Linked DNA regions of Homo sapiens: regions 2 and 3 are each linked to region 1. The links are chromatin loops, found by intact Hi-C in ENCODE. Cell type or tissue: heart right ventricle. All regions are shown on one strand.

The links. A loop is a pair of places that touch in the nucleus more often than their neighbours do. Peaks named below come from ENCODE experiments on the same cell type or tissue, not always from the same donor. Only the 100,000 strongest peaks of a DNase experiment are listed, where the experiment ranks them.
Region 2: a loop joins it to region 1, with 4 times the contacts of the local background. A loop is called at or near these places in 4 of 110 quality-filtered maps.
Region 3: a loop joins it to region 1, with 2.4 times the contacts of the local background. A loop is called at or near these places in 2 of 110 quality-filtered maps.

The regions. Positions count from the first base shown.
Region 1 is chr5:73,900,967-73,904,966 of GRCh38, reverse strand. It overlaps ARHGEF28 (Rho guanine nucleotide exchange factor 28), which reads right to left. Exons shown (of 36, transcript NM_001177693.2): 31 at 3,683-3,783; 32 at 707-745; 33 at 562-609. Among named protein-coding and RNA genes, the nearest start is that of LINC02122, 200 kb to the left of the region's middle. In heart right ventricle, CTCF peaks have their summits at 2,229 (motif pointing left) and 3,345 (motif pointing left); a DNase peak (open chromatin) is centred at 3,806; H3K27ac peaks cover 1,602 bases.
Region 2 is chr5:73,791,040-73,795,039 of GRCh38, reverse strand. ARHGEF28 (Rho guanine nucleotide exchange factor 28) reads right to left here. Exons shown (of 36, transcript NM_001177693.2): 8 at 586-638. Among named protein-coding and RNA genes, the nearest start is that of ARHGEF28, 170 kb to the right of the region's middle. In heart right ventricle, a CTCF peak has its summit at 2,105 (motif pointing right); a DNase peak (open chromatin) is centred at 2,089; H3K27ac peaks cover 522 bases.
Region 3 is chr5:74,255,683-74,259,682 of GRCh38, reverse strand. No RefSeq gene overlaps it. Among named protein-coding and RNA genes, the nearest start is that of LINC01335, 51 kb to the left of the region's middle. In heart right ventricle, no CTCF peak of the experiment used is centred here; DNase peaks (open chromatin) are centred at 1,822 and 2,395; H3K27ac peaks cover 2,101 bases.

The DNA.
Region 1 (4,000 bases):
CTTGAAAGGCAGTAAGCTATTTGAGAGCAGGCTGTGTGGCTAATTTGCCTTTGTGTGCTCAGCCCTCAGCACAGTCAGCACAGAGACAGGCACTGTGTGTTCATCCCCTCAACATTAATAAATTAATAAATGTTGAGTGGATGAACAAACAAAAGAGTAAAGCAACATATGGATTACTTAACTGCTCTAAAGGCTGATGGCCACATGGAGAAGTCAAAGAATTTTAGGTGTGAATTTAGGTTTTCATCAGAAAATGTGAAGTCATGCTACACTCACCTAAGAGTTTCATTGTAAATGTCAAGCCAGATCATATTCATCAATATTTTTTAAAGATATGAACTGTTTTATGATTTCAGAGAAGAATGGTATAAAATGTAGTCATGGTGTTGCCTCTGATTACAAAACCATGTGAGTCCAACACATCACACTTAGAAGGTTGTCATTCTTTTAAGATCATTCCCTACCTCTCACTTGTTCTCATTTTTAAAGTCTGGGAATCATCAAAGAGAATTGCATTAAGAGAACCATTCACAAGGTCAAAGATTAGAGGAGGATAGTTACCTGAAGGCTGTATAAGAGACGGGTTAAATTCTGTATGGCTTGTATAATCTGAAAAACAAAATTGTAAGTGTCAAATTCTTGAAAAAGCTTTCATTATCCACAAATAAAGGCTGGTGATACATTTAAGGTATGTGCAGCAGCTCACCTCTGATTGTGAAGAACCTGGAAAATTTCTACATTCCACCTAAAATACATAAAAAACAAGAAAATGAATAACCATTCTACTTCTGAAAAGCTGCCCTGCAGTGTCCCAAAATGTATGACCTTGGGTAAATCACTTTGCTATCTCTAAACTTGATTACCTTATCTATACTGACTCAGTTTCCTCCCAGAAATAAAAGCCTATAGAATCAAACAAACACTTGACAACAAGAGCGTCCTTCACGCAAAGTCGATGTTTGAGATGGATGGCAATTTTCACCCAATCACCCCTTAAAACAACAAGGGATGACAGTAAGGACACCCTGAAAACTCAAGTAACAACATTTACCTTGTGCAAACCACAATGTGAATTGAGTTCTCTGTGCCCAGACTGAAGTTGTCTTTTGGGTCAGGCTGACCTCTTATATTCTAGAGGACAGATTGAAAGTTAAAGAAAGAATATCATGTCTGGCCTTAACTCCTTTTCTCAATGTTTGAGATTCACGATATCAACATATACAGCAGTTGGGAAAAGAAACCAGACTCAGACGGTGGCCATAGTGGCGCGCGTAGCTGGGCTGCTCTAGATCCCACCACAGTCAGAGATCACCAGACCAGTGACTGCCATAGTAGAAGTACTAGCAGCAGAGGCCACGAACCAGCCACAGGAGACCGTCTGTTCTTTAGGGAGAGGGTCTATGCCTTGTTCTTTGTCTCTTCCACAGCACACATTAAGGGCACACGTGGATAGTGATGGTTTGCAGCCTCCATAATTGAACACTTGTTTATTCATTTATTGTCGGCCTTCTCTCCCTAGGATGCAAACCAGTGAGTAGCGAGACTTTGTCCATGTGCTCCATATTATAAGAATGATGCTTGACATAGCACGGACACTCAACAAGTGAATGACTCCCAGTTGAACTCGATGGCACGCCATTCAATAAATAAATATCGATCACCCACTGTAAACTTCACACCTTACGCTATGGGAGACCATCAGATGCCCTGTCCTCAAGGGCCTACTGTCTCATCTAATTTTAAGCCATAAAAAGCAGCCAGCCATGGTCATGTCCTCGGGTAATTTTGAACTTGTTAAATTCAATTAGTTTAGGCTGATGATGCCAGGATGAGCTAGCCAGACCTCCGCTTCCCTTGGACTGCCAATTAAAGATTTCACTCGTAAGCAGCCCCTCTGATAGAGAAAAGACAGAGGCTGAAAATGGAGATGAAGCTTAAAGACATTAGATCTGTGCCAAACCCTATGGGAGAGAACAGGCTCTAAGAACCCCCGCCCTAGAGGGATGGTTGGCGTTCTCGCTGCTCTTCTGGCTCTGTCGTGGCCCATCCACACTCCACTGCTTCTGTAGTAAGACCATATGGCACAGAGTTTTTATAGTCTATAAAAATTAGAACCATAGAAATGAGTTGGACTGTGCTACCCGCGGTTACTTATGCCCAAAAGCCACTAGGTTTGACACAAGACAGGAAATTTCGCGTTTTTAATGGAGTTGTTCTGCCACCTTGTGGTAAATGTTTAAAACTGCAGTTGGCGATTTATCCATTATTTCTGCATTTGAGTCAGATTTCATTTTTTAATATTCTTTCAGAAATTTGTTCTAACCTTACCTTGTAGAGGAAGCTAATGACAAAATATCCATTATACACCTTTTAAAAGTTTGATTTCAAGTGATCCTGCCCTTTACCTGGGTTTATTAATGTATTAATCTTTCAAAATGCCTTATTAAGCAAAAAATTTTGCAGATAGCTTAATCCAAAGAAGAACCCAGACACTTAACCTCAATTATCTACCTGTAGCTGAATTGGAGTGGAAGAGGGAGACTTTAGGGGTAGGAGCCACCCAACTTTGCGTTCAAGATTAAATTATTACTGTCCAATTCACTCTCTCTTTTCTATTAACACAGTTGGACACCACAAACTTCACACTTAAAAGTGATGAAAAGCAGGAACATTTTAAGAAGCAATACATTAGAAAGCTTACAATCAGAAGGAGTAAAATATTACATTCCTATGCTCATTTTGGCCTCTGAAGTTTAAAAAAGAACACTCAGTCACAGCTGTCTTTTCTCTGGATTTTAAAAGTCCTTGACTTGATTTCTCAGTCTTATGTAATATACACAAAAAGTATATAATATGTAAAATATGTTGTATATGTGAGAAGATCTGACATTTGCCATTTTTTCACATTGACACATATTGGCACCTATTAATGTACCTAATTCAATTTTAGATAAAGCTAAACTCTGGAGCCCTGACAAGCAGGAAGAGGCCAACTAGCCACCTCCCAGAATCATATTTTATTCCTTCCCTATTTCTGACATCTCACTTTCAGTAGACATTAATAGGAAGTTTTATGTATTTAATTCTTAAAGAGAGAGTTAATATCTATGTCTATAGCAGTAAGTCAAAAAAGAGGATTCCCTTTGGGAATCGCTGTGCCCCAAGCAAAAACTGGTCAGATTAATTAAAAATTAACCACAAAAAAAGTAGGTGAAATGTGGGTGGTGACAGGAAATCAACTCTGCAAGGAGAGGAGGGTCAAGGAAGGTGAAAGAAGCAAGAATATTCCAAAGTAAAAGGTGTTTCAATTACTTTGGCGCCATCTGGTTGCAAAAGGGCCCCCGGGTGCCAGAGCTGCCAGACATAGTGGGTGAGAAGCAAAGGTTTGCAGGGCAGAAAGACCAGAAGTCAGAGAGCACAGACACACATATACACAGGAGAGTTTTTAATCTTTTTAATAACTTTTCAATCGTTGCTTTGTTTACACCTACATGACACAGGCAGTGCAAGCACATTTGAAGAAGAAATAAGTTAGAAAGTTTAAATATGAATATTTAAATCAATTGAGAACAATTCAGAAAAGCACCTTTGCCCCACTGACTGCCGTGACAGACCAGAACCTGAGGCTATTTTATTATACACAGTAACCGCTGCCGTTTACTAACAAATCAGTTCACAATACCTTCTCCCCTGCATCAGAGACGGCCAAGTCGGTTACCACACCCTGGATCCCGGGATCCACATCCGAACAGCCTCTTCCTTCTCTCCCTCCTGTGACTAATGCTGGAAGCACGCCATCGAGACAGAAACAAAAAGGACAGCGTCAAACATCGGCCAGCCCACCGGGTTCTTCTGTACACGGCCAACACATATTTCAAAATAGGAAACACCACAAAATAATACATATTGAGTATTCTTAGATGAGGTGCTTGGATGAGCGCAGAGCAATGCATGTGGTCCCTGCCCACATGGGGCTTACACGCTAACAGACAGCAACTGA
Region 2 (4,000 bases), 110 kb after region 1:
TAAACATCAAACTTCAAGTAGAAATTTGTTTTGCAGAATGTATTCAATCATCTTGCATATACAACTACAACTCAGAAAGATAGCTAGGTTTGGTTATAAAGAATAGGGATTAAGAATTTGATAAAGAAAATGGGGCTGGGCACGGTGGCTCATGCCTGTAATCCCAGCACTTGGGGAGACCGAGGCGGGCAGATCACCTGAGGTCACGAGTTCGAGACCACCTTGGCCAACATGGCAAAACCCCATCTCTACTAGAAATACAAAAATTAGCCAGACGTGGTGGTGGGCGCCTATAGTCCCAGCTACTCAGGAGGGTGAGGCAGGAGAATCATTTGAACCCAGGAGGCAGAAGTTGCAGTGAGCCAAGATCGTGCCACTGTACTCCAGCCTGGGTGACAGAGCGAGGCTCCATCTCAAAAAAAAAAAAAAAAGAAAGAAAAAGAAAACAGAATTTCACATTATTCTGAAAGTGACTTGGGGCACATCCTTTTTTTAGTGTTTTTTAAACATTTTTATTACCACTAAATCTTCATTTCTACTTTATGGAAAGACGTGCAAAGAAAGAAGCAGGGAGTCATTCATTACCTTTATATCTTCCTTTTCAGCTGCTGATCTGCTGGACACTGAATTCTTAATCTCTGCAAAAGAAATAATTATCAGGATCTGCTGATGGGAGCTTTTGTTAAGAAGAACAACAACTACTAGCTGACAAGTGTAAATGAGTTGCCCAGGAGCCTTCTGCACAGAGATAGGTTTTTAGATTAGGCCTCTTAAAAATCAGCTCTCCACAGAGCAGAGTGTCTAATAACCCGACTGTCCATACTCTGGTATTATCTGTGTGGACTAAGATGGAAACAAGCCCAGGAGCTCTCACAGGAAATCCTGAAGGGGAAAAAATTATCATTAAATAAATAAATGCCCTTGATTCCAAAGGAAGGCTGCTCACTACCGCAAGTTCTTCAAAATAGCAGATTGTAAGGACGTGACTCGTACCCACCTGAGGAAATCCCACATGTCTATTTCCTCAAATACCACAGATTTCAATATGTTTTAAAAGAGCGTAATTCATTATATAAGAGGTCTGGCTTTTCCTTACACATCACTGAAGGTCAAGAACACCAGCATAGCCCTCAGCTCCAACCTCAGCCCCGGGCACACCGGGTGTCCTCTTTCTGAATAAAGGGTTTCCTGGAAACAGTAGTGGTCAGGATGTACTGGGATGAAGAAAAAAAAAAAAAAAAGGTTCACCCAAGGCAGCATTTTTATCTGTGGTTTAATTGATTGGTTCTGTTCCCAAATACTCAGTTGCCCTTAAACAAGAGCCGCTATTGTCGAAATAACCACCAAGAACAGGTTTGGGCCTGGGGAAAATTAAAGCACTCGATATCCCTAGCAAGGACATATGACTGAAAGTCTCTACCCCAGATTTGCATTAACATACAACATTGTGGGGTCTCACTCCTTTTCTGGAATCTCCACATCCCTTCCCCCACAGCCCTGCTTTATGCTAATCCTGGGGAAACGCCTGAAGTTTTCCAGCAGGTTCATTACCTAGACCTTCCCTATTCCGTTTTGTCACTCCTATTAATTTATCTAATGCCCCAAATCTGCAGGTGGATTTATTCAAGCTCTTCTCACTTCTGGGCAACAATGCTAGGAGTTATCATCCATGTTTATGCTTAGAAAATGTATAAGGTATTCATTTATATGGCTCTACATGACAAATCATAATAAAGATGACAAATTACAAGGATGGAGCTATAAGTAATAAGATCAGGATGGAGCAGAGAAACCAACAATCCTTGTCTTGTGTTTCTAAAAATCTGGACAACAATAACTTTGAATTTGCTTTGCAGAAAGCAAGTAATACTACATTTGCATGCCACAATAGTATATTGCTCTTGAATTTATAATGCATATTAGCTTCTATGATTAAACCAACAAGGAAATAACCAGCGAACAAAGTAATAACCCCAATTTTGTGTGGTCATGTCAACTGATCTCAGCAGGGAATGAGGACAAGATCATAGTGGACACCCAGCCCAGGCAGCTTGTGTACACAGCATCCCTGCCGGCCTTTAAATGCACATCCCACAGAAGGCCTCCAGGTGGCAGCAGAGTAACATTGCCAGAGGTAGGAATGTCAAAATGGGCTAATTTCACCCTTCAAGGACCTGCTTTCAAGTGCCAAAGTCCAAAACACATAGTTAAAATTAGCATTTTTGTCCCACTACATAGATGCAGAAAATTGATGTGAAGCACCTACCATGGTATTTGGCACATTATAAGTGTACAGTAGGGATTTGGTTTGGTTTTGAAACTCATATACTCAAACACTAAAAATTGGGATAAGTAGGAAAGAAACCACAAAGGCGTTAAAAAAAAAAAAAAAAAAAAGAAGGGAAGGATAACCTGGACCAGAGTTTCAACAGACACATCTGCACAGACATCAAGAGTCACACCCTTTTACTTTGCCTGTTTTAGGACATTCATTCCTTTAAAGTCATCTCAGCCATAAACTCTTAAATGATCATTATATTGCATTCCTAAAGAATTCTGTACATACAGCATTTATTCGGAAGAACAGTACACATTTTATCCAGATTGCTAATGGAAAAGGCAATCTCATCTGTTAGTGAAGTTTGCAGTTACAGAGGATGTGTTCACACCTGGTAGTGCATTTAGGTTCCAGCTTCCTTTCCCTTCTCAAAAGGCCAGTGAACTAGTTTTTATAGCTTGCCATGCCTACGTTTTTCCGTGTAGTCCAGTGCAATTTTTTTCACTTCAGAACAAGTACCACAAACTATATTAAAATATATGTCTTCATTAAAAATTGTACCTCATCATTTAAAAAATAACTTAAATGTAGAAAGTCTTTATCCAAAAATCATTTAAAAATATTAGTGATACTGTGCTGATTCCAGATAATAATGTATCTTTAATTAACCTAGAACTAAACAGAACCATATCTTAGAGCTTTCAAAGAATTTGGCATTCATTCTAATGGATTAATTAAATTGCTCTAGGAGAGTTTCTGTTAAATTAGTAGGATCCTTTTACACTAACCCACTGTACCACCAATTACACAGTGCAATCAAACCACTCATTGCTATAGCAACCTTTAGCAGATAATGGTATCAGTAACTCTACCTATTCTGTTTTAAAGGCCTATTAATCTTGCCCTCAAGCCCACCCAGAAGTAAGGATTACTCCTCTAAATCAGACTTGCCAAACTTGATAAACATGGTTTTTGTTATTGCCAAACTATAATGGAACAAGAGATAATCTCTAAGACTTATGTTTACTAGTGACACTGCACCAGTGAACAGGGTTAAGTCGCTGTAAGATTCATGCCAGTGTCTCATTAAGAAACAGATTCGCCTAAAAAACTCACCTCTATGCACATGTCTTACTGTCTTATTTTGCAAATGAGACCACAGAGTCTAGACTTAAGCAAATAAAAAAGCTTACAACCAAAAACACAGGATGCTCAGTATTCTGATTTTAATCACCATTTGGATGTGGCAGAAGAATCGTGGTCAGACGCAGCCAGACCACCAGTGTTGTCTTGTTAACAACCAAGTCCACCACTGGCTTACATCTACAGGGTAGTGTCAAAAGCACAGGTGGAAAACCAGGATCATGCTCTCAGTTTGCTCTGCCTGCCCCCACAAATGTCAGAAAAACACCCTGATGGTAGTGTTCATAGCAGCCTCTGTGCCTCTCTGGCATACATGGTGGGTAGTTCATAGTCTTTGAATGAATCTTTTTTTCTCAATAGGCTGTAAATTCTGGGAGAGCTGGGACCAGATCGATTTCCGCTCAACCCTTGTATCCCCAGCACCAAGCTGGGTGCTTTGCACTTAACAGGTGCTGAATAAATGCTTCTCATCTCCACCTACATCTGGTGGCCCAAAATATACATAGCTGACAAGATGTGGTGGATGGTTAGACAAGCTGTGGATCAGGACAGAGAAGGAAAAGTTGTTTACTTTTTAGA
Region 3 (4,000 bases), 350 kb before region 1:
TGGTCCCTTAGGTTAGAGTCTTGGTAAAAATTTTTTCCACCATTCCCTCAATCCCTCACCCTACACACGCCCGACCCGGTGGTACCCTGCCTTTCCACACATTTTTCTTTGAACCCTGCAATCTTTCTCTCTCGTCATTTCATGCCCTTCTTTCCTTATATACTCTGCTCACAACTCAAGTCTTCTGTGATACTTCCTTTAATTTTGCCTCTCTGTACCTCGATTCCAGATGTCAAGGAGGCTGTGTGGCCTAACACACCATTTTTATTTGCTCTCGAGCTTGGTAGTCAATCCATCTTTTCTACCAGATGACTTTAAGGAAAACAGAATGGAGCCCCAAATTTTCCCTTAAGAGATGGAAGATAAAATATGGTTTCAAATAAGAATACAGGCAAAATATCTTACAAAAATGGGTGCCAATAGAAAGCATTCAGATACTCCCATGAGAAATAAAAAAGGTAATAGAGTATTAATAGTAGCTAATACTTGAGTGATTACTATAGGTAAGGCACTCTTGAAAGTGTTTCAAGTATATCAAAACACTTAATTTTAGAACTGTGAAGTGGATTCTACTTGTGTCTTTATTTTGTAGGAGAAGAGACTTGTACACAGAGAGGCTGGGCAACTTGTACATGGTTGCACAGATGTCCAGAGGCAGTGCTGAGATGTGAACACAGGAAGACTGGATTCAGCATCTGTGCTACTAACCAGGACACTATGAAGTCTCTCATACCTGTGGTACTAGGAAAATCAGAGAAAATTTCAAGGAGGGTGGGGCATTAGAAGCTGACTATGGAGGAACCGGTAGGAGTTGGATGTTTGGAAATAGAGGGCAGGGCATTGCAGGTAGAGAATGGGAGTGTATTCTGGATGCCAACACATCTGTGGCGGTCCTAAGATCAGGAATAGATGGTCTGTATCTTCAGTATGACTTAATGTTTCTGAGTGTAAGACTTAATCTCCATTTGAAAAAGGATAAAAAGAAGGAAAAAAAATAAAAGCTATTACGTTTCTGATTTGATTTTCAATTTGACAATATAATCTATACATTATGTTTACATTTGATTTTCCTAGTTTTTCTTTTTCTTTTTTTCCCCTCAAGATGCTCAGCTGCAAAATGCAAGAATTTGGGAAGATTTGAGCAAAGGACAGGAAAGAACAATATATTCTGGGAATGCAGGATTTCTTCCTTTGGACCTGCTTCCAGTGGAAATCCCCATGAAGATCCTCTCTTCCATCTGTCTGCTGAAACACAAAGAGAAATGCCATGAAATGAGAGTGAGGGAGAGGTTTTTTAAACATTGAAGATGCCTGAAAGCAGAGAGTCTTGTAGGGCTTAAGAGAGACTTTCATCTCCCTGATTTATTTCTCAAGGGAGTGTTAACTGCCCCCAGATTTAATATCACCCCTGAGTGACTGGGAGGCAGCAACTGGTAAAACTATTTTCACTGTCTCAAAAGCCTCCCTGAAGCACCAAGAGGCCAATTCCTCAAAAGAAGACATGCAAATGGCTTTAGAAACTGCAGAGCAGCCAGGAGGCAGCAGCTTATTTGCCTAAAAAAGAAAAAAAAAATCATGCTAGAATCACAGGTGTATTTTACAAGCTTTAAGTTGATTCCTCATAAGGGCAAAGTCTGACTGCTTCTCAGATATCAAAGTTGTGTTCCATGCAGAGTGGCCCCTTAAAAACTTATGTTGTGTTTATCAGTGACTGCAGGTTCAGAGCTGTGGTCAGCAATTGCCTAATTACTCTTGCGTGGCTCCTTTTGCTCCCTCCCTTCCGGGTGCTGCAGCCAGGAGTTACAACCCTGATGGTTCCAGGCTGTTTCTTGAGCATTTATGTGTTTCCCTTAACTGGAAATATTACACGGTGCGGCCGCCTCCCTTCTGGGGCTGGAATAGAAGCTATTTTATAAGCTTGTCTCATCCTCTGAAGTACCCTTTCCCCTGACCCTTCCCACACTCAGTCCCCCGCCCTGGAAGGCACAATCCCTTCCTCTGAGTCTTCCTCTCACACCCAGAGTCATACAGGATGAATACCTAGCCCCCAGGTGAGCTTTCTTCTTCTAAAGAATCTCTTGAACTTTAAGTATAAGACCTATTTAATTCAATCCTCAAGTTTAATAGAAGTGGCCAGCCCCCAGCTCCAGGTTTACACGAATCCCGAGACAGTAGAAATGTATCTTTTAATTGACCAAGAGTAAAATTCTGAGCTCCTGTAAGGCAATTCCTTTCAAAAAGCACATGGTGGGCTGGGACCTGGGCACCACAGCTTTGCCATTCCAGGAGACAGGCAACTAGCAGCCAAGCCTTCCAGGAAAGCATCAGGGGCTCTGACCCAGAGCTGGGACCCCGGCTGAGAAGTGGCCAAGAGCTGCTTTCTGGGAATTCTTTGCAAATCTTCCCTGCCATTCCCCCTGCAGCTGTTGGGACACAAGCATCTGCCTGGGCACTGGGGGGCCTTGTTTTGTGCTTGGTTGACATTTATCTTCCTGCTTACATGGCAGAGGTTAAATGGAGTGAAGCCAGGAACAGCTTCACCCTGGTAACTGCCAACCAATGACTTCAGTCTCTCTATGGTCAAATCATCGCCCCACCCAGCAAAGAAGCTCGTGGAAACCTCTGCTCCCTTCCAAGACACTTTTAATTTTTCTTCTTCTTTTTCATGCAGATGAGCAGTGGTGAAAAATAATTCTTCCTCATGAAAGTAACTTTATGTGGCTGCGTTCTGGAAAACTTGGGTGGAAGTTTGGCTCTGACCATCTTATCTATCTATGTTTCTCTTCTACCCCCACCCTGTTTTTTAAAATAATAATCTTTACTTTTATTTTTCTTGTCACTTTATTTTTAAATGGGCATTATGCAAACAGTACAAAAGCATTAACAAAATTATAAGTAAAAGGCAGGAAGAAAACATCCACAATCCTACCGCAAACCAGCCAAGTTGCTTTCAGTTTTTTTCATCCTATTCTACTGAGTGCCACATGAATATGTAACTTTACCAGCACAATTATAGCAGACATATATCTTTGCATCTACGTTTAACTGAACATTATATGGTAAATTCTTTTCCATGTTGTCACATAGAATTTACATTCATCTTTCTATTCTCTGCTAATCCAGTCCATTGGCTAAATAGAATTGGTTTAATCACTTTTCTACGCTTAATCAAGGCAAGTGGCTTTTGGCTTCTTGCTGGTATATAAAAGCACTATGGTTTTTTCCCCCTTTTGGATAATTTCCTTATGATAACTTTCTGAGAGGTTCACCTCGATTTTTGCTTTGGACACAGAGGTAAATGCTATTTTCCTATTTACAACATCTTCCATGGCCTGAGTGCTAGAAGTCTTAGTGGGAACCTTCTCCCCACATGTTGGGGGCCATGGGAGATGGAGCCAGGTGGAGGAGGGGGCACAGGCCTTTATAAAGAAGTGGAGAAAACTCACTGCACAGTTAATTAGAAAGTGCCATGAAGCAAGTCCAAACTTTATGGCTTTCCTAGAGTTGATGACGGTTCCTAACCAGGCCTGCCTGTTCTCTCGCAGGTGTGTGCAGCCTCCCAGACCATATGGTTTTTGGCTGTACCGGGCCTCATTCTTTGTTCAGCCCATGATCCTGTAACTGAATATCAGTTAATAACTTTTCATAATAATGTAGCTTGGATCAGCTTCTAGGTCCAAAAAGGGGCCCCATACGAAGCTCTGTCTTTTTCAGACTCCTGCTGCCTTGCTGGCACACCTGTAGGGAGACTTAGCCTCATGACTGGTCCCAGGGCGATAGCAACAGCCTAGGCTCACAGAGGGCTAGCCGAGGGTTCAACAGGTGGGAGGCCAGGGCACAGAGCTTATTCTTCAGCAATTTGTCTCTCTTGGGATCTGCCAGGAGGCATGGGGTCTTGTAACTTAACAAAAGGGGCCAGAGCTGCTTCTTTTTCTTTAACTAAAAAATATTTTATGGCAATTTACAACAGGCAGTCTCTGGCTTGTGTGAATTGATTTAT